Regions from separate parts of the Homo sapiens genome. Here all the other regions are linked to region 7. Evidence: chromatin loops called from intact Hi-C (ENCODE). Cell type or tissue: dorsolateral prefrontal cortex. All regions are shown on one strand. Region 1 overlaps MARCHF1 (membrane associated ring-CH-type finger 1). Region 2 holds the start of MARCHF1 (membrane associated ring-CH-type finger 1). Region 3 overlaps MARCHF1 (membrane associated ring-CH-type finger 1). Region 4 overlaps MARCHF1 (membrane associated ring-CH-type finger 1). Region 5 overlaps MARCHF1 (membrane associated ring-CH-type finger 1). Region 6 has its middle 5.9 kb from the start of SMIM31. Region 7 overlaps MARCHF1 (membrane associated ring-CH-type finger 1).

What was found. Peaks named below come from ENCODE experiments on the same cell type or tissue, not always from the same donor. Only the 100,000 strongest peaks of a DNase experiment are listed, where the experiment ranks them.
Region 1: a loop joins it to region 7, with 7 times the contacts of the local background. A loop is called at or near these places in 30 of 110 quality-filtered maps.
Region 2: a loop joins it to region 7, with 9 times the contacts of the local background. A loop is called at or near these places in 7 of 110 quality-filtered maps.
Region 3: a loop joins it to region 7, with 4 times the contacts of the local background. A loop is called at or near these places in 5 of 110 quality-filtered maps.
Region 4: a loop joins it to region 7, with 4 times the contacts of the local background. A loop is called at or near these places in 51 of 110 quality-filtered maps.
Region 5: a loop joins it to region 7, with 10 times the contacts of the local background. A loop is called at or near these places in 28 of 110 quality-filtered maps.
Region 6: it touches region 7 in a loop (7-fold over the local background); 80 of 110 quality-filtered maps call a loop at or near these places.

Annotation. Positions count from the first base shown.
Region 1 is chr4:163,752,710-163,756,709 of GRCh38, reverse strand. All of the region lies in intron 4 of MARCHF1 (membrane associated ring-CH-type finger 1), which reads left to right. Among named protein-coding and RNA genes, the nearest start is that of TMA16, 260 kb to the right of the region's middle. In dorsolateral prefrontal cortex, a CTCF peak has its summit at 1,527; no DNase peak of the experiment used is centred here.
Region 2 is chr4:164,381,997-164,385,996 of GRCh38, reverse strand. It overlaps MARCHF1 (membrane associated ring-CH-type finger 1), which reads left to right and starts at 1,978. Exons shown (of 10, transcript NM_001394959.1): 1 at 1,978-2,127. RefSeq lists an enhancer at 2,249-2,750. In dorsolateral prefrontal cortex, CTCF peaks have their summits at 2,025 and 2,231; DNase peaks (open chromatin) are centred at 1,996 and 2,596; H3K4me3 peaks cover 2,867 bases; H3K27ac peaks cover 3,280 bases.
Region 3 is chr4:163,927,896-163,931,895 of GRCh38, reverse strand. The region is part of intron 3 of MARCHF1 (membrane associated ring-CH-type finger 1); the gene reads left to right. Among named protein-coding and RNA genes, the nearest start is that of TMA16, 440 kb to the right of the region's middle. In dorsolateral prefrontal cortex, a CTCF peak has its summit at 1,608; no DNase peak of the experiment used is centred here.
Region 4 is chr4:163,675,964-163,679,963 of GRCh38, reverse strand. All of the region lies in intron 5 of MARCHF1 (membrane associated ring-CH-type finger 1), which reads left to right. The region is part of intron 1 of LOC107986325 (a long non-coding RNA gene); the gene reads right to left. Among named protein-coding and RNA genes, the nearest start is that of TMA16, 180 kb to the right of the region's middle. In dorsolateral prefrontal cortex, no CTCF peak of the experiment used is centred here; no DNase peak of the experiment used is centred here.
Region 5 is chr4:164,010,444-164,014,443 of GRCh38, reverse strand. All of the region lies in intron 2 of MARCHF1 (membrane associated ring-CH-type finger 1), which reads left to right. Among named protein-coding and RNA genes, the nearest start is that of MARCHF1, 370 kb to the left of the region's middle. In dorsolateral prefrontal cortex, a CTCF peak has its summit at 1,582 (motif pointing right); no DNase peak of the experiment used is centred here.
Region 6 is chr4:164,746,228-164,750,227 of GRCh38, reverse strand. No RefSeq gene overlaps it. Among named protein-coding and RNA genes, the nearest start is that of SMIM31, 5.9 kb to the left of the region's middle. RefSeq lists a silencer at 3,164-3,364. In dorsolateral prefrontal cortex, CTCF peaks have their summits at 1,666 (motif pointing right) and 1,671 (motif pointing right); no DNase peak of the experiment used is centred here.
Region 7 is chr4:163,553,276-163,557,275 of GRCh38, reverse strand. All of the region lies in intron 8 of MARCHF1 (membrane associated ring-CH-type finger 1), which reads left to right. Among named protein-coding and RNA genes, the nearest start is that of TMA16, 61 kb to the right of the region's middle. In dorsolateral prefrontal cortex, CTCF peaks have their summits at 918, 2,022 and 2,222 (motif pointing left); no DNase peak of the experiment used is centred here; H3K27ac peaks cover 333 bases.

The DNA.
Region 1 (4,000 bases), 200 kb before region 7:
AATTAGAGTCCCAAATATTGTTTTTCTCCTGCTCATTTTCTTTGTCTTTTCCTTTTTTTTTTTTTTTTTTTTTTTTTTGAGACAGAGTCTCGCTCTGTCGCCCAGGCTGGAGTACAGTGGCGCTATCTCGGCTCACTGCAACCTCTGCCTCCTGGTTCAAGTGATTCTCCTGCCTCAGCATCCCTAGTAGCTGGGACTACAGGCACGTGCCACCACGCCCAGCTAATAATTTGTATTTTTTTTTTAATAGAGACAGGGTTTCACCGTGTTGGCCAGGATAGTCTCGATCTCCTGACCTTGTGATCCACCCACCTCGGCCTCCCAAAGTGCTGGGATTACAGGCATGAGCCACCATGCCTGGCCTTCTGCTCATTTTCTTAACTGACTTCCTTCTGTACCCATGATCTCTCTATACTGGTGTAGTAGATAGTGCCCTGGAGTAAGAATTAAACAAATAGGATTACATTCTGGCTCCAGCTCTATAACTTTGGACAAAGTATTTTTCTACTTTGTGTCTCAATGTTCAACCTTGTACGTGGGCTTCTGTGATGGTCTAAACAGAAACTGTATGTGAAAGTATCAAAGTTACTATGTCTGTTAAGTAGTATTTGAGTTGCTTTGAAAAAGTCACAAATATCCTTAAAATGACAAGCATTTAGAAAGCTTAGGCAATTGCTGCATACACAGGGCAAGGTCAAATTATATAATAGAATAAAATATATTTCACTGCTTATTAGAGGGGGTGAGATTGGCACCAGTATATCTGTGAATTGTAGGTAAAGCCCAGTAATTTGAGTTCAACTGATAATTCAACATTGGTAATATCGCTTACTTCCCTAGGAAGACAAAGTTCATGTACACCTTTACATAGTTGTCTATATGTTCCAGGGGATCTCTCATTTAGCACCAGTGTTATTGAGCTTGCTCAGTTTTCTGTCAAAAATTTATATTCTTTGCTGTCTCTGTTATTATAACAAAAATACAGCATGGCTTCCATACTTATTTTGGTGATCTTCTTTTTCTTTTCAGATGTCCAGTAGTTCAAGGTTCAACTTTGGATCTTTTTCCTTCAGGAAAAAAAAAAAAAAGGGATCTTTGCCCTTTGGTTTACTTTTTATCTTTTCCTGCATGATCTGTCCAAAATGTTAGTGTCATACCCAACAAGACAGTTGTCTTCACTGCTGGGGTTAAGTTTGAAATTAAATTTACAGAGAAAACTAAGAGCCCTGGTATTATTAGGGATTCAACATGCAACATCTCTTAAGTTGATGTTTGCCAACTATAATATTTTAGGTAGGCTGGCAGAGTAGGCTTTACCTGCTATGAGAAATCTCCATCACCAGCCTCATGATGTGGTGTACTTTAAAAAGAAGGACAAAAAGTTTATTAGCTGTGGTATACGACTTCCTGTGTGCTATAAGCTAATCAGTAGGGGGCAGCAATCTCCCTGTACATATTTTATTGGCTTGGAATTTAGAATACATCTAAACGGTTTGAGAAATGTCTGTACCTTTCTTAACAGCAACACTATTGACATACTGGACAAGATAATTATTTGCTGTGAGGGGCTATCTTTGCATTGTAGATACTTAGCAGTATCTCCTGCCTCTGCCAACTAGGTGGCACCACCACCACACCCCTACTAAGATAGGAAAACTAAAAATGTCTTCAGACATTGCCGAATGTCCCCTTGGGGGCAAAATCATCCCTAGGAAAATCATTAGTCTAAAACTTAAATGGATAGTGAGACTAGGGGCAAAATTGCAGTTCATCCGTTGAATCTTTGCCGTCTCCTTTCTGCTTCCTTCTCCCCTCTTCATTCTCCCCTCAAGACTGCTTCCTTTTCTATTTGCCTTCAGGGTCCCGTGTTTTAACTTACTTTGTCTGTCCTTCTGTTATTAAAACCTAATCTCAATGCTTTTGAACTCTTTTTCCTGTGTAAGTGTAAAGTGATATTTTTGCACTTTATCTAAAAAAAAAAGAGTCTTTAACAGGTTTAAATCAAATCAATAAAATTTTAATTGTGGAATTTTAGGTGTTGAGGCTTAGCGTGGTCTTGGATTTAGGTGATGGGAAGAATGGATGGTGCAAAAAAAGATTGATTTAACTTTCTCCCCAACAAATCTCTAGAATGCAACCAGTAATCTGAGTAATCTACATCTTATCAGCTTTTCATTATTACGGAGGTCATATTATCAGTAATAACTAATTTATTCACTGACATATGATCCCATCTGAAGAATCCAGGATGTCTATTCTTGCAAATTTCACCCTATGTAATAGGTATTTGTTGTTTTCACTTCCAATTTTTATTCTATTATCTTCCAGTAATAGCTACAGATTTCATTTTGAATAAACTCCTCTTCCATTATTGGTTCAAGTGATCTGAAAGGGGAGAAGCCCCTTCTAGCTGAAGGTCTGATGCCCACAACACAAATATAATCCAATAAGAGTGGAGATTTTGGCTTATAGGGATAGAGGAAAGCTTTTGTTCTTGCTCGGCTTGAACCAAGAGTAATATAAGTTTGGAGCTATTGCAGCTATCTGGGATCTAAGAATGAAATCACACATGGAAGAGAACAAAGCTTAGCAACAAGGAGGGCCATCTATTCCTGATAACAATGTTGACCTTCCAAAAGCAACCCAACACTGGGCCTTTCAGTCATGAGTCAATGAATTCTTTTTCATCCCTTGCAACCAAGAGTCTTACTGAACTGAAACATTTAGTTATTTCTGGTAGTCCTTTGAGGTATCTCTTGTTTGCTCACAAACAATCTTTTCCTCTGCTCCAGGTCCCCTAAGTGATGTCTGCTCTTCTGCCGCTATTGCTGTTCATTCTGGAATTGACACAATAATGCCAGTGTTTATGCCAAAGGTGATATTGCTCAGTGTTCCCAAGCCAGCAAACACCCATCCTAACAACATTGCCTTCTCTAGAGTCTTGGTGTGTTGTAACTATAGTAGAATAAGAAGAAAACTACCTTGCTTGCTCTTTGTCTATTGTCACAAATATTCTTTTGAATATTAAAACAGTGTTACTTTTTCTTACAGGGACCCTAATAGAAATACTTCTTTCAGCTCCCGTCTTTAGGTCCAGCCATGATATTAATGAACTAGTAAGGCTCAGAGTTTAAGGGTTTGGTCTTGTCTAGGCTTTCTCTCACCCCCCATCCCAGGTTTCTCAGGCTATTTATGACAATATCTTCTCTCCTACAGACAACTTTCCATGACAATGGAGCTGTGGTGATTAAAAAAATAGAAAAAAGAGAGAATAAATAGCACATTGTTCTTCAAAAAGCAGACACTAAAATTGGGCATAATAGTACTTTTAACATTGTTTAAAATACATATTCATTATCTTTATTAATTGTTCCTTACAGTAAAACCATTTGGAGTAGTCTTTTTTCATAAAATATTCTTCATGAAGCAAAAATAATAATAATAATAGAAAAAAAAGCAATCGTAGGTTCAGGAAAAGGCATTTCCTGGAACATTAAATAACTAAAATGCTAAATTTGAAATTTTTAAAACCTCATAGTATCCTAATCCAGAAAGAAACCTAAGGGATCATCTAGTTCAAATAAGTCATTTTATTTTATTTTGTTATTTTATTTTGTTATTTTATTAAATAACGAGTAGATGCAGAAGAATATCCATGAAATATGGGTATATGTGTGTGTTCAAAAGAATACATGGTAACAAAGCCTCATATACCATTCTGTTGAAGAAAATTGCCATTAAGTGTGCATACCTTCAGTGTTACTGGCAATGAAAATTTATTTTGCAAAGTAGTTGTAAAAATTTAAATTTTCCCTAGCAGGGTACTAGTGATAGCAATGCATTCTTGCCAAGATTTGATGTTGTCGAACTCTAGTTTTCAACAACATAGTGGGAATAGGATGACAGCTATGAATTTGGATTCTATTTTATAATAACAAATGAAGTTGAATAGCTTCAAACATTTATCAAACATTTGTGATTTTTCTTCTTTGATTACCTA
Region 2 (4,000 bases), 830 kb before region 7:
TTTAATTTTTATAGGTACATAGTGGGTATATATATTTATAGGATACATGAAATATTTTGATACAGGCATACCGTGTGTAATATTCACATCAGGGAAAATGGGGTATCATTGCCTCAAGAATTTATCATTTCTTTGTGTTATAAGCATTTCAATTATACTTTCAGTTATTTGAAAATATACAATAAATTGTTGTTGACTGTAGTCACTGTTGTGCTATCAAATACTAGATCTTCTTCATTCTATCTATCTATATTTTTGTACAGCCTCTGGTAACCATCACTTGAATCGCTATCTCTGTGAGTTCAGGTGTTTTAATTTTTAGCTCCCACAAATGAGTGAGAACATGCAAAGTCGGTCTTTTTTGTGCTCAGCTTATTTCACTTAAGGTAATGACCTCCAGTTCCTTCATGTTGTTGCAAATGACAGGATCTTATTCTCTTTTATGGCTGAATATTACTCCATTGTGTATATGTGCCATTATTTTCTTTATCCATTACACTGATAGTTTATTTTTTAAAATAATTTCTGATGCTGCTTTTTCATACTTATTACTTTTTCCTCAGAAAAGTCCCATTGGATTTCACAATTTCACAATGCAATAAGAAGCCTATCTGATAGTGAGTAGCCTTTAAATTGTTGTTGTTATTATTTTATTGAGTCCTCTTTGTATTTACAAAGATTAAGGAGTTTCTAACCGTATCTACACTTGTAATAAATGTTATTCTTAGTCTTCACACTTGTAAAGGATAATGGTGATGAATGCAGCGGCAGAGGCTGCACGTTCCCACCCAGCACTCTCACTGAAGACTGCCTAATCAGCACTGGCTGCTGGTACTTTTCTCTGCAAGCTTAGTCTCTTCCAGGAATGACAGGTGGTAGGTAATCCTGGGAACTCAAGAGCCTCCTTGAAGCTTGGACTGATTAGAGCACAAACCATGAGCTGTTGAAATCTGGTCCCTGAACAGGAGAGTTTTTGACATGAAGCTGCTCTAGATTGCTGTAGGGCTGGGTCTCAGATCTGGTGTATCTGCCTGTTTCCATGAAAAGAGCGGAATCTTCAAAAATACTCAGGCTGTTTGTCTATTCCTCTAATAAAACTTCTATTGATGTTATATAGAATCTTGAGCAAAAGATTTGGCATCGCACCTTTTATGAGTTTCAATAAACCTTGTGATTTAAATAGTTTCATCATTGATGACAGTCTTTGGGTGAGGCCACAAGAGAGTCGCTTCTCGAGTGTCCATTAGTATATGGTGGGAAGACAGGAGGTCAATACTAAGGCTAGGAGTGAATTGCTACTGGTGCCTTCTTGCCTCAGACCAGCGGTCTTTTCGGTGTTCATGTCATAGATTGTTGAGGTCCCCTCGTTGTTTAATGTTTTGCCTCAGACTCCCGCCTGTAAACAGTACACATCTTTCTCCCTCACTTTAGCTGCTCATCATTTAAGCTGTCATTGGTCAGACATCCTAAACTTTCTCATTGTGACTAGGGCTCTGAGGGTTCCAGGGGTTCTAATTATTATCGTGGCTGCAGTGTAGGTGTCCATCACCGAGATGGGGCACCTGAGCTACTGAGCAGCCAGAAAAAAACTTTCTCCTTATCCTTGGCATCTGCCATCAGTTTAAGTACTGATTTAGGAATCTTTACGGCAAAGAAGAGGCTCTTCATCCCCGGCCCCATCCCCACCGCGCCCACCCGGCCCACATACACCCTCGGAGCCTGCTTTCCGCAGACTCCCCTATGTCCTGTCCTTGACTCCAGTTAACCTGGAGATGCTAGTTCTGGGAACTCCTAGAGGCTCTGTTGCCTCCTCCGCCTGCTCTGCGTTCCCCGCGTGAGCGCTGGATTATTCCAGTCTTTGAGCATGGCAGATTTCCACTGGATGACATCATGGGAGCCCAGTGAATGCCGGCTCAGAGAGGGGGACGGAGAAGGGGAGGGGGAGCAGAGGAGGGGAGAGGACTGGGGAGCCGAGCCAGAGCCGGGCTGCCTGCCACCCGGCTGCTCGTCCGCTAGCTGGGGAGGAGCGCTCCACCCGCAACTGACAAAGGATGGGAGAATGCCCGCGCCCCGGGATGCCGGCCGCACGCAGCCTGGCGGCCGCCTGAGCTACTTCACCCTCCGCCGGTAAGTGACTGCAAACATCATTCATTCAATCAGCCTCACTGGGAGCCCCTTCTCTCCGGCTGGTAGTCCTGGGCGGCTTGTCCCTGATCCCGAGCGGGGCTTGGCACAGCATCAGCCCTGGAGGGCAGGCAGCAGGTGCCTTTGCCTGGTGGGTCCACTGGGGAGCGTGGCTGGGGTTCGCGGCGGGTGCTGCCACCCAACCTGCGGGCGGCGGGCTCGCCCAGTAGGCGCCTCTCTGGTGAGAGGAGGCGGCTCCAGCCCGCAGCCTGGGGTAGTTGCTACTATTGGCCCCCAGCGCCCGCTCTGCGCGCGCGCCGTTTCTGGCGGATCCCCAGTGCGCGGCGCGCTGTTTACACCGGCGTGGTACTAGTCACGGAGCCGCACCCCTCGGAAAGCGCGGAGTCGATGACAGCCACTTCACAGGCTCACGCGCTCCTAGTGTGGGCTTGAAGGGGACGGGGACCGATTACCAAAGGAGAGCGCTGAGTACGGAAGACACAGGGCAGCCTTTGTCTTGGGTTTAGCGCTGATGCGCTCAACCCTGAGTCGGGTTCACTGCAACTGTTGTGTCCGATTTCGGTTCCCTGCAACCGCCCTCCTGGGCGAGAGATGTCATTGTGTTCCTGCGGCCAGCGGGACTGAGAGCTGGGACTTAAGACGCCAGGAGGGTCCTGCGCTCACGGGTGAGTGTCGCAGTTATCCAGGTGCTGAGGGAGTTTCTGGAGCTCCAGGAAGTGGAGTGACCAGTCGAGGCAGAGAGACGCCCAAGTTTTATCCCCAAATGGTGTGAGGGAAATGGCAAAGTTAAGGGAGACTCACTCTCGCTCTTTTCTCTGGTTTCTGAAGCGCTGATTTTGGAGATTTGTGACAGGTGAATGGAATCAGAGGCATGGCCAATATGTAGTTAGAGAGCCTCACGTTTTCCTGGCAATTCTTATTGTTATTCAGTAGTTCCAGAAAAGATTTGCTTGCTAAACATTTTTGAGATCAAAATGTTTTCTATTATAGAGCTCTGTGGGTTTGACGAAAAAAGATTCTGAACCTGCTCAGGTACCTTAGTTTAGAGTTGTCTCGCCTATAAGTGCTATATAGCCAACATGCCAACACCCAACCCCCTGGCTTTTTGCTTGGCGGACACAGGTTTTATTGATGAATTCCTTGTTTAGGAGGTTCAATTTTCAGATCACAAGGAAGCGGTGGTACCTATCAGAACATCTGTTTCTAATGTCAATGTGTTTACAAAAGGAATATCTCGTGAAAAAGATGGAAAGAAGTGAAAGTTTGCTACTTTGGGGGTTCAGTGACTTTTTCTGTTTTCATCCACTACAATCGAAAATATTTAAACTTTAAATAGTAATTTTGTATGTATGAATTTAATGTATATTAAATGTAAATAATCCTTGAACATTAAGGAGATTCTTGGTATACCAGTTTGGTATCCCAGCATCTAACATAATGCTATGGTATAAGAAAGCAACAATCACAATAATAATTCAAAGGGTTATTTTATTTTTCTTGAAAGAGGCTAATTTTTCTTCAGATGATTTTTTTTCTTTAAAGATAGATGATTCTAATGAAGCTTTTCTGAAACAGGATTGAAATAATTTTTCTTAGTGATTGCTCTTTTGATAAAGTTTGAGTCTTTTCAGAACAGATTTGATAGAAAATTATTGGAATAATCAATGTGGTGGAAGTTAAAAAGAAACTGGGTGAGATAATACAGGGAGGCTTTACTAAATATGAATGGTGGGACTATCAGAAGGTGCTGTGTCAGTTTTGATTTTGGAAAAGCTCATTGTAGCTTTTACATGCGTATCTCTACTGGGAAGTGCATAATTATATGTCTGATTATGTCACGCTATGTTGAGAGACC
Region 3 (4,000 bases), 370 kb before region 7:
ATTTCAAGGAATTCGCTGATACCATTATGGAGATTTGGTAAATCCAAAATTGATGAGGTAGGCCAGTGTGCTGTAGACTGAGGGAGAGGTTTTAGTTCAGTTTGCAAGTGTGTCTTCTTGGAAGAATTCTTTTTCAGGAAACATCTGTCATTGGTGTATTTAAGCCTTCAACTGATTGGATAAACCCCACCCCCACATTAGGAAAGCAATCTGTTATATTCACCATTGTTTTAGTCTTTTGGGTTGCTCTAACAAATACCATAGCCTGGTAGCTTATAAACAACGGAAATGTATTTCTTTCTGGAAGCTGAGAAGTCCAAGATTTAGGGACTAGTATATTCAGTGTTTGATGAGGCCCCATTTTCTCAAAGACAACCATATTCTCAGTGTAACTTCTCGTGGTGGAAGGGGCAAACACGCCTCCTGAGGCCTCCTTTATGAAGGCACTAATCCCATTCATCAGGGCTCTACCCTCATGATCTAAATACCTTCCAAAAAGCCCCACATACTAATGTCATCACTTTGGGGGTTAACACTTTGAACATTTGAATTTTGGGGAGATACATGCATTCAATTACAGCACCAATTTAAATGTTAATATTACCCAAAAAACACTTAGTCAGCTCAGGCTGCCATAATAAAAATACCATAGACAGGGTGACTTAAACAACAGAAATTTATTTTCTCACAGTTCTGGAGGCTAGAAGTCCAAGATTGAGGTTCCATCCAATGCAGTTTCTGGTGAGGGTTGTCTTCCTTGCTTGCACGTATCAGCCTTCTTGCTGTGTCCTCAAGTAGTGAGACAAAGAGATTTCTCTTTTCTTCTTCTTAGAAAGCCAGCAAACTTATGGGATTAGAGCCTCACTTTTTTGACCTCATTTAACCTTTGTTACCTCCTAAAGTCCCCATCTCTAGATAGTGTCACATTTGGGGTTCAGGCTTCCACATATGAATTTGAGGGCATGGCACAATTTAATTCACAGCATTCTGCACCTGCCACCCCCCAAAATATGTTACATCCCTATTTCATGCAAAGTACATTCATTTCATCCAAATAGCCCCAAAAGTCTTAACTTATTCAGCATCAACTTTAAAGTCAAGTCTCATCTTAAAAAATCATCAAAATTATCAAGATTATCAAAAATATCATCTAAATCATACAAGGATGAGTCACAGCGCTCTTTGACAATGTACCTAGTGAACCAAAACCTGTGATTTATCTAAGGCAAAATTCCTCTCCAGCTATAAACTTGTAAAAACAGACTCTGTGTTTTCAAAATATGATGGTGGAACAGGCATTGGATAGACAAACACTTCCAGAATGTTTAGAATGAAGTTTGACTGAATATCTGGGCATTATGACCCAGCCAAAGTGAGGCATAAAATTAATCATCACACCAGAAAAAAAAAAAAAAAACACCATTTTCAAAGGCCCAAACCACAAGTCCTTTTTCCAAACTCCTAAGGTAACATCCTCACCTGGACCTCATGCCTTCCCCAAAGGTCTGAGTCCCAACTCTCCTGAGGTCCTCTGTTCAATTTCTGAGGTATCAGCAATGATCTGTTGGTTCCTATTCCCCAAAGGGGTTTAATTCTAGGTCTCTGGTGCCCTCCTCTGAACTTCTAAGGTTTGAAAATATCAGTGTCTTTATTTTTGTTTTCCCACCCCAAGAAATGAGGGTTGATTCTTACAGTTACTGTCTAACTTAGTGTTCCCTGATTGCTTTTCCATTTCTGTATACCTTAAAAATACCCCATGTTAAATTCTCCATATTAAAATACTTGACAAAATTTCCATTTTATCTATTAATTCATGGCTGGTATGCCATAATCCTAGTTTGCCTGAGACAACAAATTAGCTATATATAATATAGTATATATAATATATTTATATATAATATATTATATATATATTATATATATTATATATATTATATATAATATATATAATATAAATATATAATATATTATATATATTATATATATTTCCAATATGTTTTTTATAGTGCCCTCTTTCTTTCACAAAAGTGTCTTAGTTAAACAATATATTATATTACCATGCTAGAAACAACAAACCATGCACTAGAAATCAGAATATATGGGATCTAGTCCTGCCCTGCAAAAAATGTCATGTGGCCTGGAACAAATCACTTAACCTGAGGAGTAGATGGTTATTTCTACCACATATTATAGCTCCCAAACTCTGATTTCATCGTCTGTGATACTGTCATACAATTTACCTACATTTGCTTAAATGTGTTATCATTGACATATTGATATATATACCTGGTTAGCATTAGAAGGTGCCACAGTTGGCACGATTTTTAAGCAGTGTTCTGATGAAGGGAAAAAAAATACTTAATTGGCAAAAATGAACTGTAAGAGCTTTTCTGAAAAAATTGTTAAGTCAATCTGATCACTATGGCATCAGAATTATTGCAGCAGAAAAGGATAAATATATATGATAATTTTGAGTACATACAACTGTAGATAAAAATTAGTAGCTAACCTTCATTGATTTTTTTGTTCTCTGTACAGGCACTGCTTTAAGTGCTTTGCCTATAATAATTCTATGAGGCAGCCATTATTATTGCTGCCATTTTACTGTTGAAAGACTTAGGAGGGTAAAGTAATTTGTTTGAATATGTGCAGCAAGGAAGCAGTGATCCTAAGAAATGTACCTAGTTGTCTAATTTCATAACTTCTCTACCATAATTTTAAATATCAAGATTAATGTAGCTGGATATAGAAGAAATAAAGTTACAATGAAAGTTTGATGAGAGAAAGTATCCTACTTAAGCTCTATTAAAATATTTGGATGATTCTTTTTCAGAATTATTTGTGCCTATTTTAAATCTCAAATATGTTTTGGTATAAACAATATGTTATTTTTTCTCTCTATTCAAAAGTTACAAAGCTTCTTAAATAGAAGCACATATAGGTCTCTTATTTTTTCCCCTTTGTCCCATTGGTATCTTGAGGACAATTACTACACTATAGAAAACAATAGAACAGTGAGATTTCAAAAGTTATATTAAGAAAATAATATATTTTAATTTCATTGTGGTTAAAAATTTAAAACCCAGTGAAAAGAAATTAAAAAGTTAGTCCTTAAAGTAGATTTTTACCACTCTCAGCATGTCCAATTTTCCTTGATTGTTACTTTACAAATTACTTTTTTATATTTAGTCTTTATAATATTGATACATAAATTAAATCAGAATTTTAACGTTTTGTTCAAAGGCTGCTGCAAACTTGATTGAAATGCCATTTCTATCCAGACTTTTCAATCAAAAAAGAATATAGCAACTCACCTTTCTGTCATTGTGATAATGCAGTTAAGATTGCCTCAAGTCAATTACATTCTGTCTTTGTCCTAGATTCTTCATCCATAAAGTGCAAGTCATAATACCAACTACCCTAGAGTTATAATAATTGTAAAGTCCACCTAAATGCCAAAAAGAGTCCTCTGCCACCACGCCTAGCTCTTCTTCCCTATCCATTGTCTGATTGCCTGTCCTCTTGCACTTGTTGTTCTGCTTTATCTTACATTTTTGTTTTGTCTAGCTACTGGGAGGGTAGCATCTTCAATCAAAGGCACTATGTTGATGTGTTGTTTTATTTTAATCCCTTTGGCCCAGCAGAATAATTGGCATATAGATAATACTAAGTAAATATTTATGAATAGAAAGAGTAAATCAGTGAAAAAAGAATGAGTGAGTGAAGTTGACAAAGGCACTTTCTTTCCATTTTTTCTACTGTAGAGAATTACATGAAAGAATTACATAGAGAATTTCTCAAGAGCTTGAACATCTAATTGAAGCCTTTCTAACATGAGTAAACTATATATATACCCCATTCAACATCAAATGCCTAATTCAGAAGTGGGCAATCATTAAAAAAAGAGAACTTGGATAACAAATAACAGAAAGAAAATGTACAAACTTCATTCCTTCATTTATTATACTTCATTTGGAAGAGAGAAAAAATTTTAAATCTT
Region 4 (4,000 bases), 120 kb before region 7:
GATAGTTAACAGGCAATTGCAGCTGGCCCAAGTAAAACATGGAAGTTTAAGAAGCGGAGATAAAGGCCGGGCGCGGTGGCTCACCCCTGTAATCCCAGCACTTTGGGAGGCCGAGGCGGGCGGATCACGAGGTCAGGAGATCGAGACCACGGTGAAACCCCGTCTCTACTAAAAATACAAAAAATTAGCCGGGCGTGGTGGTGGGCGCCCGTAGTCCCAGCTACTCGGGAGGCTGAGGCAGGAGAATGGCGTGAACCCGGGAGGCGGAGCTTGCAGTGAGTCTAGACTGTGCCACTGCACTCCAGCCTGGGCAACAGAGCGAGACTCCATCTCAAAAAAAAAAAAAAGAATTGGAGATAAATATGAGATATTCTTTAAAACAGCAGTCCCCAACCTTTTATCGTTGCCAGGCTGTGACTCAGAGGTCAGGGACCCCTGCTTTAAAAGGTCACTTATGTAAGGAGTTGAAGACTCTGGAGTTTGAGGAGTAGACAGGAGAGAAGACTAAGATGATGTTCAGATTTCTGTCTTTATTACCGGGATGAAGATGTGGGGCCACGTGCTGCCATCTACTGCTAAAAAAGCGTTAAGTGGCAGTAGGCTCTAGACAGGGTGATCTGGCAATAGGAAAAAAATGGACGCAGAACATACTCAGAGATTTTCTTCTGGAAAAGAATCAAACAGAGGTGTCTTCCTATCTGGTAGAATATTCCTGAAAAATCTAGTGATCTGTTGAGATCCATACCACCAGTTCAAACATGAGGTCCAGAAATTCCCATTTCAGATTCTGCCAAAACATTCTAGCAGGAAAGGAAACAATTTCAACCTCTCCTCTTTCAACGGATTTGGATGTTTTGAGAGCCAAATACTACACATAATGATTTATGGCCACAACTTACAACTCCACTGGATGCTTCATCCCTCTTGCCCAAATCCCGTACCATGATGACAAATGCAAATGCCCAAAGTATACATCTCGTTAGTTCATGCATTCATTTTTGGGAAATCAGGGCAGGTATGGAAATGAAATGTTGCTTAAAACCATCAAATAAAATTATTTTATCTACAAGGAGCTGCTATTACACCTAGTGAAATTACTGTGGTTGTCTAGCTGACCAAACAACCTGATAAATAAAACTGTTAATATGTGGATAAACAGTGAGGCAGGAACTTAAATTTTGTTAAAGCTCCATAATTCCAAGAATCCAATACTGAGAAAGAAAATGTAGAAAAATACAAGGTATTCCTGAAAGCATCAAGTAAATCCCAAAGAGACACAGGCAATGAAGAGAACAGTATTCAATGCACTACTGTCAGCTTTATGCCACATAACTCACACAAATAGCTTATTTTCTGTCCAGAAAATGCTCCAGGATAGTAGAGGAGATATACTGAATGTTTATTCTAAAATTACCTAGTGTGAGATTTAAGACATTTGTTTCCTTAAAGGAGTCTGCCTGACATTTGAACTTCCTTATAAAATTACATTAAATATGTATCAGCTTAGAGGGCCTACCAAAAAAGAATAATGCATTTTCAATTTAGTCTTGGTTACACTTGACCTGTTTTAAAGTGCTCCTCTAATGAAATGGAAGCTATACCAAAATTAATTCTATGCAAGAGGCAGAACAGATTCTGTGTTATTTAATCATAATGTATACCATCCACTTTCCTGGGCATAGAAACAACACTGAGATGGCGATTGCTTTAACCTGGCAGGCCTGATAACATTGTCATCATAATCAAAATGAAGTTCAAGTGTTTTCCTGACCTGAATCTAACACCCATGTTTTAGTATAAGAAATAGGGAAGAACAGAGAATCAAGGAATTCCATCTGTGGCAGTTTTAGCTTATAGTTGCACTGATAATTCTGTATCAAGGGCAATTGAGCTAAGAAGGAAGAGTCCAGAACACAATCTTCTTCATTACCATCACCAATTTATCTGCTAAATTCTAGGCACCATTCTTGGAATTTTTCATATGAATTCACTCATGAATGAATTCATCCTTCCAACCTTGCTAAGTTGTTAAGAAACTATACTTTTACAGATGAGGAATCTGAGGCCAGAAGAGTTGTAAAATTACACAACTGGCAAGTTGGAAATCTGGGATTCCAAAGCTACATCTTTTCCTCTGCCATGCTGCCTAATTTAGTAATATGTTGGCATGTAGTGTGTGTCCAGCACTCTGCTGGAGTTTAAATGTGCGAGAGGTAGAAAGTCGTAGTCCTCAATAGGGCTTTTACACTAGTGGGAGAGACTGACAAAGATGAGTAGAGATATAAACAAAATAATATCACATGATGTAAAGTGTTGCTGAAAAATAAAATGTTGGCACAGAGAAGTATGGGGAAAAATAGGCATCTTTGTTTGTTTGTTGGTATTAAATATAGCATGAATTGACAAGACTTCTCTAGGGAAGAGATATTTTAAAGAGAAATGTGTTTATTGCTTACAAAAGCACTAAACATGGAGAAAGCTGTTGTAGCAGGGGACAGTAAACTCAGTACACTCCAAGATTCCAAGGCAAGAAGGAGCTTGGTGTCTTCCAAGCTGGTACCATGGAAGGCCAGTTTGGTGAAAACTTGATATATAAAGGGAGAGAGAGGAATGAAGTAAGATGGGAATAAATGATGACCAAATCACACAGAGACTTGCAGAACCTTCTGGATTTTATTCTGATAACGGGGGAAGCTATAGAATTTCCGTAGGGAAATGACATGATCTAATTTACATCTTTAAAATTTTGCTCTAGTTTCTGTGTGGAGAATAAATTGCTTATTTTTTGTCTGCTTGATCACAGTTTCTGACAGGAGTGTATAAAATCTCAAACGACAATTGTTAACCTACCTATTTCTCCCTGAAAGGTTTTGATTTATATGTTTTGAGCTTGTATTATAGGCACATAAATTCTTATGTCATGCCTTCTTTTTCTATTTTTTCTTTTTTCAGTACATAACATCAGTGTTTTCTCATGTGATATTTTTGCCTTAAATTCTATTTTCTTCTATTTTAAAATCACTACCCTGGCTTTTTTGTGGTTAATATTTTCCTTTTTTGTTGTCAAATCTTTTTTAATCCAATCTGAGTGTCTATATCTGTTTTATTTAATTATATATGAACTTAATTTTTTCTCTCTTGCTTTTTGTCTTTTATTTTGTTTCCTTTAATAGACCTAGTTGAGTTCTTATTTTATTTATTATTTCTTTTTGGGACAGGGTCTCACCTTGTCACCTAGGGAGTGCAGTGATGCCAACATAGCTCATCGTAACCTCAAATTCCTGGGCTCAAGCCATCCTCCAGCCTCAGCCTCCCAAGTAGCTGGGACTGCAGTAATTTGCCACCATGCCCTGCCAATTTTTTAATTAGTTATTTATTTTGTAGAAGTAAGGTCTTGCTATGTTGCCGCAGCTGGCCTTGAACTCTTGGCCTCCAGCAATCCTCTTGCTTTAGCCTCCCAAAGTGCTTGGATTACATGCATGACCTACTATGCACAGCCTCTTATGACTTTAAACCTATACATTATCTTCTTGCTGTTATGCTGCTTGATCTCAGCTGAAGAACCATAGTATGTTTTCTTAATCTTCTGATTTTTTTTTTTTTTTTGAGACAGAGTTTTGCTCTTGTTGCCCAGGCTGGAGTGCAATGGCGCAACCTCGGCTCACTGCAACATCCGCCTCCCGCGTTCAAGGGATTCTCCTGCCTCAGCCTCCCTAGTACCTGGGATTACAGGTGCCTGCCACCACGCCCAGCTAATTTTTTTTTTTTTTTTTTTTTTGTATTTTTAGTAGAGATGGGGTTACACCATTTTGGTCAGGCTGTAGAACTCCTGACCTCAGGTGATCCACCCACCTCGGCCTCCCAAAGTGCTGAGATTTCAGACATGAACCACCACACCCGGCCAATCTTCTGATTTCTGACATAGATTGAGTAGAAATATAAACTAAATAATATCACATGAAGTAAAGTGTTGCTGAAAAACAAAATGTTGGCACAGAGA
Region 5 (4,000 bases), 460 kb before region 7:
TCCTGTAATATGTTGTTATTTCTTGCTTTCTATTTTTATGTATCTATTATAAGTTTTTGTTTTATGGTTACCATAAGGCTTGCAAATAACATTTTATACAAATTAGTTTGAACCGATAACAGCTTAACTCTAATTACAAAGAAAGGGAAAAAAGCAAACAAAGAGAAAACTAAAAACCTCTACACTTTTTTATTCCACCCTGTCCTCATTTTTTTGACTTTCTGCTTTCTCTCTTTACTTTTTTTTTTTTTTTGAGATGCAGTCTCACTCTGTCTCCAGGCTGGAGTGCAGTGATGCGATCTCGGGTCACTGCAACCTCTGCCTCCTGGGTTCAAACAATTCTCCTGCCTCAGCCTCCCAAGTAGCTGGGAGTACAGAGGTGCATCACCATGCCCAGTTAATTTTTTTTTGGTATTTTTAGTAGAGATGGGGTTTCACCATTTTGACCAGGATGGTTTTGATCTCTTGATCCACCTGCATCATGATCCACCTGCATCCTGATCCACCTGCCTTGGCCTCCCAAAGTGCTGGGATTACAGGTGTGAGCCACCACACCCGGACTCCCTTTAGCATGTCTTTTAAGGCAAGTCTGGTGTTGAGAAATTCCTCAGCTTTTGTTTGTATAGGAAAGTCTTTATTTCTAGTTTGTGTTTGAAGGATAACTTTGATTAATGTAATATTCTAGGTTGAAAGATTTTTTTTTCCATCAGCACTTTGACTTCGTCATCTCACTTCCTTGTGACCTGCACAGTTGCTGCTGCTAGAAACATCAGAACTCCTTTATATGTTATTTGCTTCTTTTCTCTTGCTGCTTTTAGGATCCTTTCTGTATCCTTGACCTTTGAGAGTTTATTACATGCCTTGAGGTAGTCTTATTTGGGTTAAATTTATTGGATTTTTAAAATCTTCTTGTACTTGGCTACTCATATCTTTCCCAAGTTTTTGAAGATTTTCTGTTATTATTTCTTTGAATAAACTTTCTCTTTCCATCCTCCTTAAGGCCAATAACGCCTATATTTGTCCTTTTGAGGCTATTTTCTAGATTTTTTTAGGCATTCTTTATTCTCCTTCTATCCTTTTTTCTTTTTTCTCCTCTAATTGTGTATATTGATATAACCTATCTTTGAGCTCATTAATTCTTTCTTGCTTGATCAGTGCTGCAGTTGAGCAACTCTGATGCATTTTTATGTTTCTCAATTGTATTTCTAAGCTCCAGAATGCCTGCTTGAGTTTTTTAATGATTTCAATCACTTTGTTAAATTTTTGTGATAGAATTTTTAATTCCTTCTTTGTGTTATCTTGAAATTTATTGAACTTCCTCAATACAACAATTTTGAATCCCCTGTCTGAAAGATCACATATCTCCATCACTTCAGTATTGGTTGCTAGTGCCTTCTTTTGTGTGTTTGGTGAGGTCATGTTTTCCTGAGTGTTCTTGGTGCTTGAGGGCATTCACTGATGTCTGGGCATGGAAGACTTATATATTTAAACTAATCTTCACAGTCTGGGCTTGTTTATATGCACCCTTGAGAGGGCTTTTTACAAATTCCAAGGGGAGTGAGTATTGTGACCAAAGCCTGTGGTCACGGCAACTGTTTCGCACTAGGGGGCTCCATAAGCTCAGGAATGGTGCAAATCCTGTCGCCTCCTATAGACACTGCCTTGGTGAACTTGGGTAAGATAAGGGAGAATTCCCTGGGTCACCAGGCAAAGTCTCTCACTTTCTTTTCCCCAATCAAAAGGAGTCTCTCTTGGCCCTGGGCTATCTGAAATTGGGGAAAGGGGTGATGTGGACACTCTCATATCCACCATAGCTGGCACTGTTCAGGGTCACATCCAAATTTTTACAGAGCAGCAAAATACTGGGACTCACCCAAAGCCTGTGGCCACAATTGCCTGGCTGCTGCTGCTGCTGCTATTTACTCAAAGCCCAAGACCACTTTAGTCAGCAGTTGGTTAATTCAGCTGGGTCCTTCTTATCAAGGCAATGGAATCCCTTCTGACCAAAGGTAGATCTATAAGCACCATCCAGGAGCAAAGACCTGGAATCTGGGGTTTCAGGAATCTTCCTGATGCTTCATTTTACTTAGGCTCAGGTGGCACCCAAGTTGCAAGATACAGTCTTCTGTACTCACCTTCTGTCAAGCAGAAGGAATCTTTACTGAGGCTACAGTGCCTGGAGTTGTAGGAGGGGTGACACTGGCATTCATTTGGACACCACAGTTGGTGTTGCACCCCAAGTTCCCTGCCTACAAAACCAGTGCAGCAACAGGACTTGCCCTAGGACTGTGATCCTTGTGTCCTGACTGCCACTTAAATTTATTCTGGGACCCAGGCCAATTTCGTCAGCTAGTGGTGAAGCTAGCTACGACTGAGGTTTTTCCTGCTGGTGTAAGAAATTTCCCTCTGGCCCAGGGCTGGTCTAGATGTGCTCCCTCCGTGAGCACTCTCAGAATTCTGCCCTGTGCTGTGTTCTGCTGTGACAAGGCAGAAGTGAGTTCCAATATAGTGCTCCACACTCACTTTGCTCTCCCTCCCCACAAAACACATTTCCTCCCCATCTGTGCTGCCTGGAGTTAGGGTAGGTGAGGTGTAGGCAATGCAAGAGTGTCTTACCTACTCTCTTCAATACCTCTTTCCTCGATATTATGTTCAAACCAGGTACTGTGATACCTCACATGACTTTTTGATTCCTATTGAAGGTGCTATTCTTAGTTTTTTGGGGGAACCTTCATACTGACTCTGTAATAGCTGTACTAATTTACATTCTCACCAACAGTGTATAAGTGTTTTCCATTCCCCACATCTTGCCAGCATCTGTTATTAACTGTTTCTTTGATATAAGCCATTGTAACTGGGATGAGATGATATTTGTATCTCATTTTCGTTCTCACTTGTGTTTCTCTGATGGTTATTGATGTTGAGCTTTTTTAAATATACCTATTGGCCATGTATATGTTTCTTTTGCAGAAATGTGTGTTCAGATCTTTTGCCCAGTTTTTAATTGAGTTACTTTTTTGTCTGTTGAGTTGTCTGAGCTTTTCATTATATTATGGTTATTAACAACTTGTCAGGTATACAGTTTGCAAACATTTTCTTAACATCTGCGGGTTGTCTCTTCAGTTTGTTGATTGTATCCTTTGCTGTGCAGAAGCTTTTTAGCTTGATATGATCTCATTTGTCAATTTTTGGTTCTATTGCCTGTGCTTTCGAGGTCTTACACAAAATATCTTTGCCCACACCAATGTCCAGGAGTCTGTTCCCAAAGATTTTTTTTTCTAGTAGCTTCATAGTTTCAGGTTTTAGATTTAAATCTTCCATCCATTTTTATTTGAATTTGGGGCGTGGTTCGAGAATAGGGGTCTAGTTTTATTTTCCTGAATGTCATTATCCAGGTTTTTATTAGCATCATTTATTGAAGAGACTTTGCTTTCACCATTGCATATTTTTGGCAACTTTGTTAAAAATGAGTTGGCTGTAAATTTGTGGATTTATATCTGGGTTTTCCATTCTGTTCTATTGGTCTATGTGTCTGTTTTTATGCCAGTATCATGCTGTGGTTACTACAGCTTTGTAGTAAATTTTGAAGGCAGATACTATGATGTTTCCAAGTTTGTTATTTTTGCTCTGGATTGCTTTGGCTATTTGGTGTCTTTTGTGCTTGATATAAATTTTAAGATTTTTTTTCTATTTCTGTGAATGATAACATTGGTATTCTGATGGGGATTGCATTTAATCTGTAGATTGCTTTGGGTAGTATTATCATTTTAAAAATATTAATTCTTCTAAATCATGAGCATGAAATATCTTTTCATATTTTTGTGTCTTAAGTTTCTTTCATTAATGTTTTATAATTTACCTTGTATAGGTCTTTCATTTCTTTAAGTTTATTTCTAGGTATTTTATTTTGTCTGTAGGTAATATAAATGGGATATATGTATCTTTTCCTGATTGATTGCCACTGCAATATAGAAATGTTTCTGATTTTATTGTTTATTTT
Region 6 (4,000 bases), 1.2 Mb before region 7:
AGGAGGAGAATTATTAAATAAAACCTATTGTGAGCGAGATCCAGTGCTGAAGGAGGAAGAGAAGAACAGGGGGATATTATTTTCAGGCTAATAGAAATGGTGAGATTTTTAGGTTCATAAGGAGAAAAAGAAAGGTAATTAGGGGAAGTGGGATTAGTTAGAGGGGTCTCCATTGCCATTAGGGAGGATTGAACCAGACCCATTTTGATTTGGCGTGCCAGTTTCTGAGGATCTCACCACGTATGAGGGTGGTCTCTGACGTGGACATCTTTTCTCTGTGGTTTTTATTGTCAGCATTCACACGAAGTTTCAGGCTTCTAGTGGGCACCCAGACAGGGGATTGATGATCTCCTGGTGAAACACAAGCATACCCTCTTCCCCACATTATAATTGTTCCAGGTTCCCAGGTGTTGGTTTGGGAGTTTTAAGAGTTATGTGAAATATTAATTTCAGCCCCCCATTGTGCCAGCAAATCTCTACCCAAAGATTAATGGGGATTGGTGTGATATACGGCTGAATTGTACCCTTTTGACCATCAGGGCCAGTGCAAGGCAAGATAAATGTGCTCCGGTGAACTTCATCAGTTTTTCCAATCCCTGCTAGTCCCATGTTAGTGGGATGTTTAAGCCAGGAGGAAGGCCATAAATTAGAGGAAATAATAGAAACATCAGCCCCAGTATCTACTAGACTCTCATACTTTTTTCCTTGAATGTGTATGATGCAGGTGGGCCATTGTTTAGAAATTACATTAATCCAATAAGTGGCTTTTTTTTTTTTTTTTTTTTTTTTGCCACCGGAGCCCATCCCAGGGCCCCATGTCTTATCTCCTTTGTTTAAAACAATATTAGGTAGTAAAAGTAATTGAGCTTACTGGCCAGAATGGAAACAGGAATCTTGGCAGACACCGTAAGTTTAATCTCATCAGAGGAATCAGAATTAATGAGACCAGTATGAACTATGATACCTTTAGCGGAGGTGGATGCCCTACCTAACATCAGGCCCACCGAACCTTGAGGTAAAGGGCCAGTGACCCCCGTGGGGACAATTAAAGGCAAAGAATTAGGTAGTAAATTTAGAGGAATGGTATACAGAGGTCGACCGCCCCGCGCCCTACTGTGGAGGTGGACAAGCATTGTACTGAGACAGAAGAAGAGGCTGGGACCCATCTGGGTTGGCTGTAGGTAAATTTGTTTGTGCTGGGGGCTGCGTTGGGACCCCTTGAAGCGGAAACGCAACACTGGTCTGAGTCTGAGGTGTCCCGTTTGATATTGGGGCCAGGGATTGGCCCTGCTTCCTGTTTCCCTGGTTCTGTGGCAGGGGGTTTCCATCTATATCAGACTTAGAGTGGCCAGTGTTTACCTTTATGCATGTATAATCTAATATGTAAAAATATTCTGCTTTTTTTAGCCGAGTATTTTTTAGCACAAATAGTAGATTATCACATTTTTTTTGTATTTGATTTTTGCGTTTGATACATCTTGGAGATCGTTCTAAGACATAAAGCCTATAAATAATTATGAGTGCTTGTTCTTTCAAATGCCATAGTAAAATGTTTTTCCCTGTGCTGTAGTTGCTTGCTTTTATTTTAATAGGAAAATATTATTAAATATCACATTAAAGTCAAAAATATTCTAAAAGTTGTTAACATAGACCACTAGATGGTGCTGTCATCACAAAGAAATAAAACGTGCATTGTTTTAAAAACAATTTGGCCATCTAAGGAAAAAAATCCAACTACTATAGAATTGTATAAAACAAAAAGTAACAGCTGGGTTTCTAAGTTCTGTGTCCCAAAAATAGTCACTAATAATTGAGATTTTTCTCTTCCCACTTATTTTATCTATACTGTTTGTGTGTGTGTGTGTTTATGCTCTTTTATAAAATGTATCTAATACTGTACATTGCTATTTTGAAACTTGTTTTTCTAGAAACCTAATATATGATGGAGTTCTTTCCATGTCAGTACATACACATTGATTTCATTCTCCAATGAAATTTGGTAAATAAATTATTTTAAATTATCTGAATGTTATAAAATGTGCTATAATTTCTTTCATCTCTAACATTAGGTATTTAGGTTGTATATGGGTTTTTGCTTGTACAAACAATGATGCAGAAACCATCCTTGTACATTTATTATGGTGCACTGGCTATAGACATCTCTGTTGGACATGATTTTCTTTCAGAACTTTAAAGGCATGATCTTCTATTGATTAAAGCTGCAGCATTGCTGTGGAGTAAATATGCCATTTGGATTTCTGATTCCATTCAAATTCTTTGAATTTGATATGTTCACTTTCTATTTACACTCCTCCTCTCCTTCTCCACTTTAATAATTGTTTATTCACTCCTACAGCTCTTAACACTCTTGAGGAAAGTCCCCATTGCCATTCCTTTTTCCCAAACACTGTTTGGACCTCCAGCGAGCCCTTTTCATCTGAAAACTTAGGTCCTTCCAGTTTGGAAAATGTCCTTGTATTGGTTCTTTGATAGCTTCTTCCCTTCTATATTCGATTTCCTCTTTCAAGAACTCCTATTATCCATATGATCTACCTCCTAGAGTCTCTGTTTTCAAAAAACATTTTTTCCCTTTTATTTTTTCTTTGTCTTTTCATTCTATTCCTGCATTTTATCCTCAATTTTATTTGTCAACCCTTCAAATGGCTTCTTATTTCTTCTTAAGTCATGTCCTTAATTTATTAAAGCATTCCCACTTTCTGCCCGGCCGCCCCTACTGGGAAGTGAGGAGCCCCTCTGCCCGGCCAGCCGCCCCATCCGGGAGGGAGGTGGGGGGGTCAGCCCCCCGCCTGGCCAGCCGCCCCGTCTTGGAGGGAGGTGGGGGGGTCAGCCCCCCGCCCGGCCAGCCGCCCCGTCCGGGAGGTGAGGGGCGCCTCTGCCCGGCCGACCCTACTGGGAAGTGAGGAGCCCCTCTGCCCAGCCACCACCCCGTCTGGGAGGTGTGACCAACAGCTCATTGAGAACGGGCCAGGATGACAATGGCGGCTTTGTGGAATAGAAAGGCGGGAAAGGTGGGGAAAAGATTGAGAAATCGGATGGTTGCCGTGTCTGTGTAGAAAGAAGTAGACATGGGAGACTTTTCATTTTGTTCTGTACTAAGAAAACTTCTTCTGCCTTGGGATCCTGTTGATCTGTGACCTTACCCCCAACCCTGTGCTCTCTGAAACATGTGCTGTGACCACTCAGGGTTAAATGGATTAAGGGCGGTGCAAGATGTGCTTTGTTAAACAGATGCTCGTTAAGAGTCATCACCACTCCCTAATCTCAAGTACCCAGGGACACAAACACTGCGGAAGGCCGCAGGGTCCTCTGCCTAGGAAAACCAGAGACCTTTGTTCACTTGTTTATCTGCTGACCTTCCCTCCACTATTGTCCTATGACCCTGCCAAATCCCCCTCTGTGAGAAACACCCAAGAATTATCAATAAAAAATAAATAAATTAAAAAAAAAAAAAAAAGCATTCCCACTTTTCAGCAGGGTCACCAGCTCTCCTGGTTTGCCTGGGACTAAGGGTTTTCCTGGAATATGGGACTCTCAGCTAAAACTGAGATAGTTCTGGGCAAACGGGGATGGTTGGCCACTCTACCCCTGGATATTCTTTGTTGGTAGCAACTTTTCCTTTTTTCTTGCTTGAAATATTGTTTTATCCTCAAGCTTGTTAACTATAGGTTTTTTAACAGTCTTTGTTTTTTCTCAGTATCATGCAATACGTTGACTCTGCTTTCTTTGAGTTCTTTTGATTTACTTAGTCTCTCCTTTCATGCTGGAGACTGTACAAATGTCTTGTGATTTGTAACTGGCTAATCATATTTAAGAGTGCTGACTGGAGGCACTTCAAGAGTAGCAGGGCTCATCAGCTGCTGGGTTTTACTCTAGGGGGATTTGAGAGGAACCTAGGCATAAGATTGTGAGATTACCAAATGTTAATCTAGAGCTCTTTTTTCTTGGACTCATCGATTTCCAGTTTCCCCATAGAGAAAGC
Region 7 (4,000 bases):
ATTTTACACTTTCTCCCATCACCCAGTAGGATGAGAATCAACATTTGGGATTTCATCCTAAATGCTGTAAATGAGGAAATTTGGCCAGTTGTGGTTGCAAAGTCATTTTTTGATTTCCAAACATACCGAGTCCCTGAACCACAAGTTTCATTTCCCGCCTGTGGAGATTATGTATACCTCCAACCCTTCCCTGCTATCGCTATTAAATCAATTCAAGGGAGAGCAGTTTAAAGCAAGGACTTTAACTTGGAAAATGTCTCCGATTTCTTTGAGAATCCATTGAAAATCATGGACCTTTCCCCAGAAAAAAATAAATGCACACAATATTTTGTATACAATTTAAGAAATTTCTATACCCCAAAAGAATCTTCTCTTTAAAAAAAAAAAAAAATCTTCAGTTTTAGGACAAAATTCTTAAGAAACGCTGAGTCAGTATGGTGCCAAAAACAAATTCAAATGTAATATATTGAGCCAATTAATCATGCTTGATATCAAAGTACTGATAAAATGGATTTTTAGATATAGTAACTAAAACACTATTTTTTAAAGTATTATTATATCCAAAACTGGAACCAATACTTCAAGTTTCACAGGCTCTCATTTAAACTGGAGTAGAATATATGTACAAATATATATTCTGTTTTATTTATATATAAATCGTATATATATGATTTATTTCAAGTGTATATGTGGCTAAGAGACTCTCGAGAGTAAAAAAAAAAATCAACTCAATTACATTAAATACAATGTTCAGATGTGACACTGCTATTAAAGAGTGCAAATAGGATGTAAGAATTTTTTTGACCCATGAGAATAAGCATCAACAATGGATTGTCAGTAGATGAGCTTACTGTGGGTAGATACAAATAGACGGTTCCAAAAAGATTCTCTTTTTATTTGCTGCCACCCAAAGGAATATTCTAGAAAGACATTTCTAAACATACACAACAGAATTGAGAAAGGGATAGAAGCACTTATGAAATCAAAACCTATTATCTCTTATTGATGGAAAATTACACAGTTCCCTATTTTAACAACTACACAAAATTCCACAATTGGGACCCTAATATAAGCTTCATCAAAGCAGAAATCTTGGCTGTCTTCTTCCCTAGCATCCTACAACAATGTCCGATACATTGTGATGCTTTAATAATTAGCTCCTGAACGAAAAAAAATCTAATAATGTCATCTAATAATGACTGGGTAAGTCAACTCAGTGCTCTGGGCCTCAGTTTCTTCAACTAGAAAATGATGGGGTAAAATTGGGTATTTTTAAAAGCTTTTCTCTTTTAATCTTCCCAGTGTCTGTGCTTCTGCTTAGTACACGAGCACTGTCTCCTAAACGGCAAGGCTATGATCACTTAGGCACAGAGAGTGACCACAGACCTGTGCAGATTCCACGTGTGCCATAGCTGTTCACTGAAGAGGTAAGAGGCGAAGAGCCCACAACAGAAATGGGCTTCCAGGGAAAACATCATCAATGGCAGTGTCATCCAAGAGTCCGCTCGGCAAGGGTTTCAACCTCTGGGGAAGAGAGACTATGCCACTGTGAAATGTAACCCAATTATTCCTTTTGTTTTCTTTATGAAGCCACAATCCATAATTAAGTATCCTCATGGACACAGCTCAGTAGATTTTCTGCTGGTTCAACATGCCTGAAGCAGTAATATACTGACTTCTCTTTCAGAATGTGTGATAAAATATCTTTCACCATAACCTCCGAGAGAAAACAGACAACCAAGTATTGATTCAATATTTTTAAAGGAACTTTGTTTAAATGCATCTATTAATTAAACTTTCAAGTAATTTGTGTTCTTACATGGTGATATTAATCAACTCAGATTTAGGTGAGTTTTTTGGGGGGATATGGAAGGAGGTGAAAGTATATTCACTCTGTGAAAAACCGTCAGATATTACAATGCCACTCTAAAATATGTCCCTGAACTTTTCCTTCCTTAGGGAAGTAATTGTCAAAGTTCAGCATATATAAAAATCTCTCGGAGTGCCTGCCAGGAATGCAGATTCCTAGGCCACACCCCCAGATATAAATCTGGAACAAAGCTTAGGAATTTGCAATTTTAACTTTTATCCCAACAGTTCCACTGCAAATGTGCCTAAATCCCACATATTATATCTACCCTCAGGACAGATATACAAACATTTTTCCATTTCTCTTTTTTCCATTCATATCATCATTATGCGTGATATCATTACTCCCTCTAGTGGATGATTTTACTCAGCACCTTTTTTTCTATATTACAAATATCTTGCTTAAAACTTTTAGGAAATCCCATCTGTCATGAAAATCTTGAAAGAAACCAGTGAGAGATCAAGACAAGGTTTATAAGAAAAATTATTTTGGTAATCTAACATTGGGCTCATATATATTTACATATGCATGTAATAAGTAATGTGCATATATTTTGTAGAGAAATTCTTAATCATCATTTAGTTGACTGAACATAAAATGGCTTATCTGTTTTATAAAAATAATTTGGTAGCTTTGAATTTACTGGTCACACTATTTTTAGAATATTTATGCCTGGTTTACTTCCCTGTTTACTATGTGCTAACTAGATTATCTCATATAATTCCAGCAAACTCTATACAAGAGACACTGTTGTCATCCTGATTTTACCAATGAGAAAACTGAGGCATTAGGAGGTTAGGTTACTTGACCCAAGCCAGACAGGGGTCTCTGACCCAAGTCTCCCTAACCCAGGAGTCTGAGTTCTTAGTTGCTTCGCTCCAAGCCTCTCTGACCATGTGGCTTCTAGCCTGTTCGACCTAACTACCACATTGTACTCCTCTCCCTCCACACCACCCCAGGCCTCCTGCTCCTACCCCAGCTCTCTCTGCTCTCCATTGTTCTTTCCAACACCTTCTATGTTCCCTTGGCCTCTGACTCTACTAATACCTTTGCATTTGGACAATTTCTCATCTGGCAGTTGTTAACACCTCTCTCATGCATCCAGCAGCACCACTGAGTCACAATTCTTAGTGGCGTATTCCTCACATTGTAAACTAACGTGACAAGCATATCAGTACAATATATATCTCTTACTATTACTTTAAATAAATGCACCTTTTTCTAAAGCCTTAAAAATGATATTTCAACCATGCTTGGATTTATAAGTTGCATTTTCCCTGCTATCACACCTCTATTTTTTACTCAACTGGTGTGTCTCAAGTACTAGTCTAAATACTGCAAAGCAATGTGAGCCCTTCTTGGTAAAATACTGTATCAGCTAACCCCAAAAATGTTTTTGAAAAGTAAAAGAGTCTTCATGTATAGAAATCCAAGTGAATTAGCTTTTGAGGAAAAGAGCCATTTTTTTCATGTATCCATTCTTGGGTAGCTTCTTGGATTTTGCAGTCACTAAGTTTGTTAGAATAGCATCCCTGGGGCAGAGACAGCGGGACCTTTCTAGTCAGACTGCTTCTCATGTCCTGCGATGCCCACAGAAGACATAATTCTAAGCCACACACCCACGCTCATGCTTTGAGTTTATTTGGAATGTTTGAGTTCCTTTAACCTTTTGTGAAATCTGTCACCCAGAGCAGTATGTCTTTGGGAAACATGAAACCTTAAGATACCATTTTGAATTTGACAACAAGAATGAGAAGTTACTGGGGCATATATTAAAACCTATAATGATATTTGCTCCATTTCTTACAGAAATGAAGCCATCATTGTGCCATCTTTTAGCTGTTTCTACCTAGTATATGCAAAGTAACTTTTGTAATAACCCTTCTTATCTTTGTTCACATAGTTAATAAAAATAGATTGTATTTTCCTGATATGAGACATATGAGACTCAGTATTCCGAAAAACATATTTGTACTTAGAAAACAGAAGTGGGGAACAGGTGCTTTCGCTGACTTAATTCTGCCTGAACAAATCTCATCTTCATTCCTCAGAGATGTTATCAGCATGACGCATTAATCTAGACAGTAAGAACAACTGAGGTCTAATTGGATGCGGTGCTGCAAGCTCCAA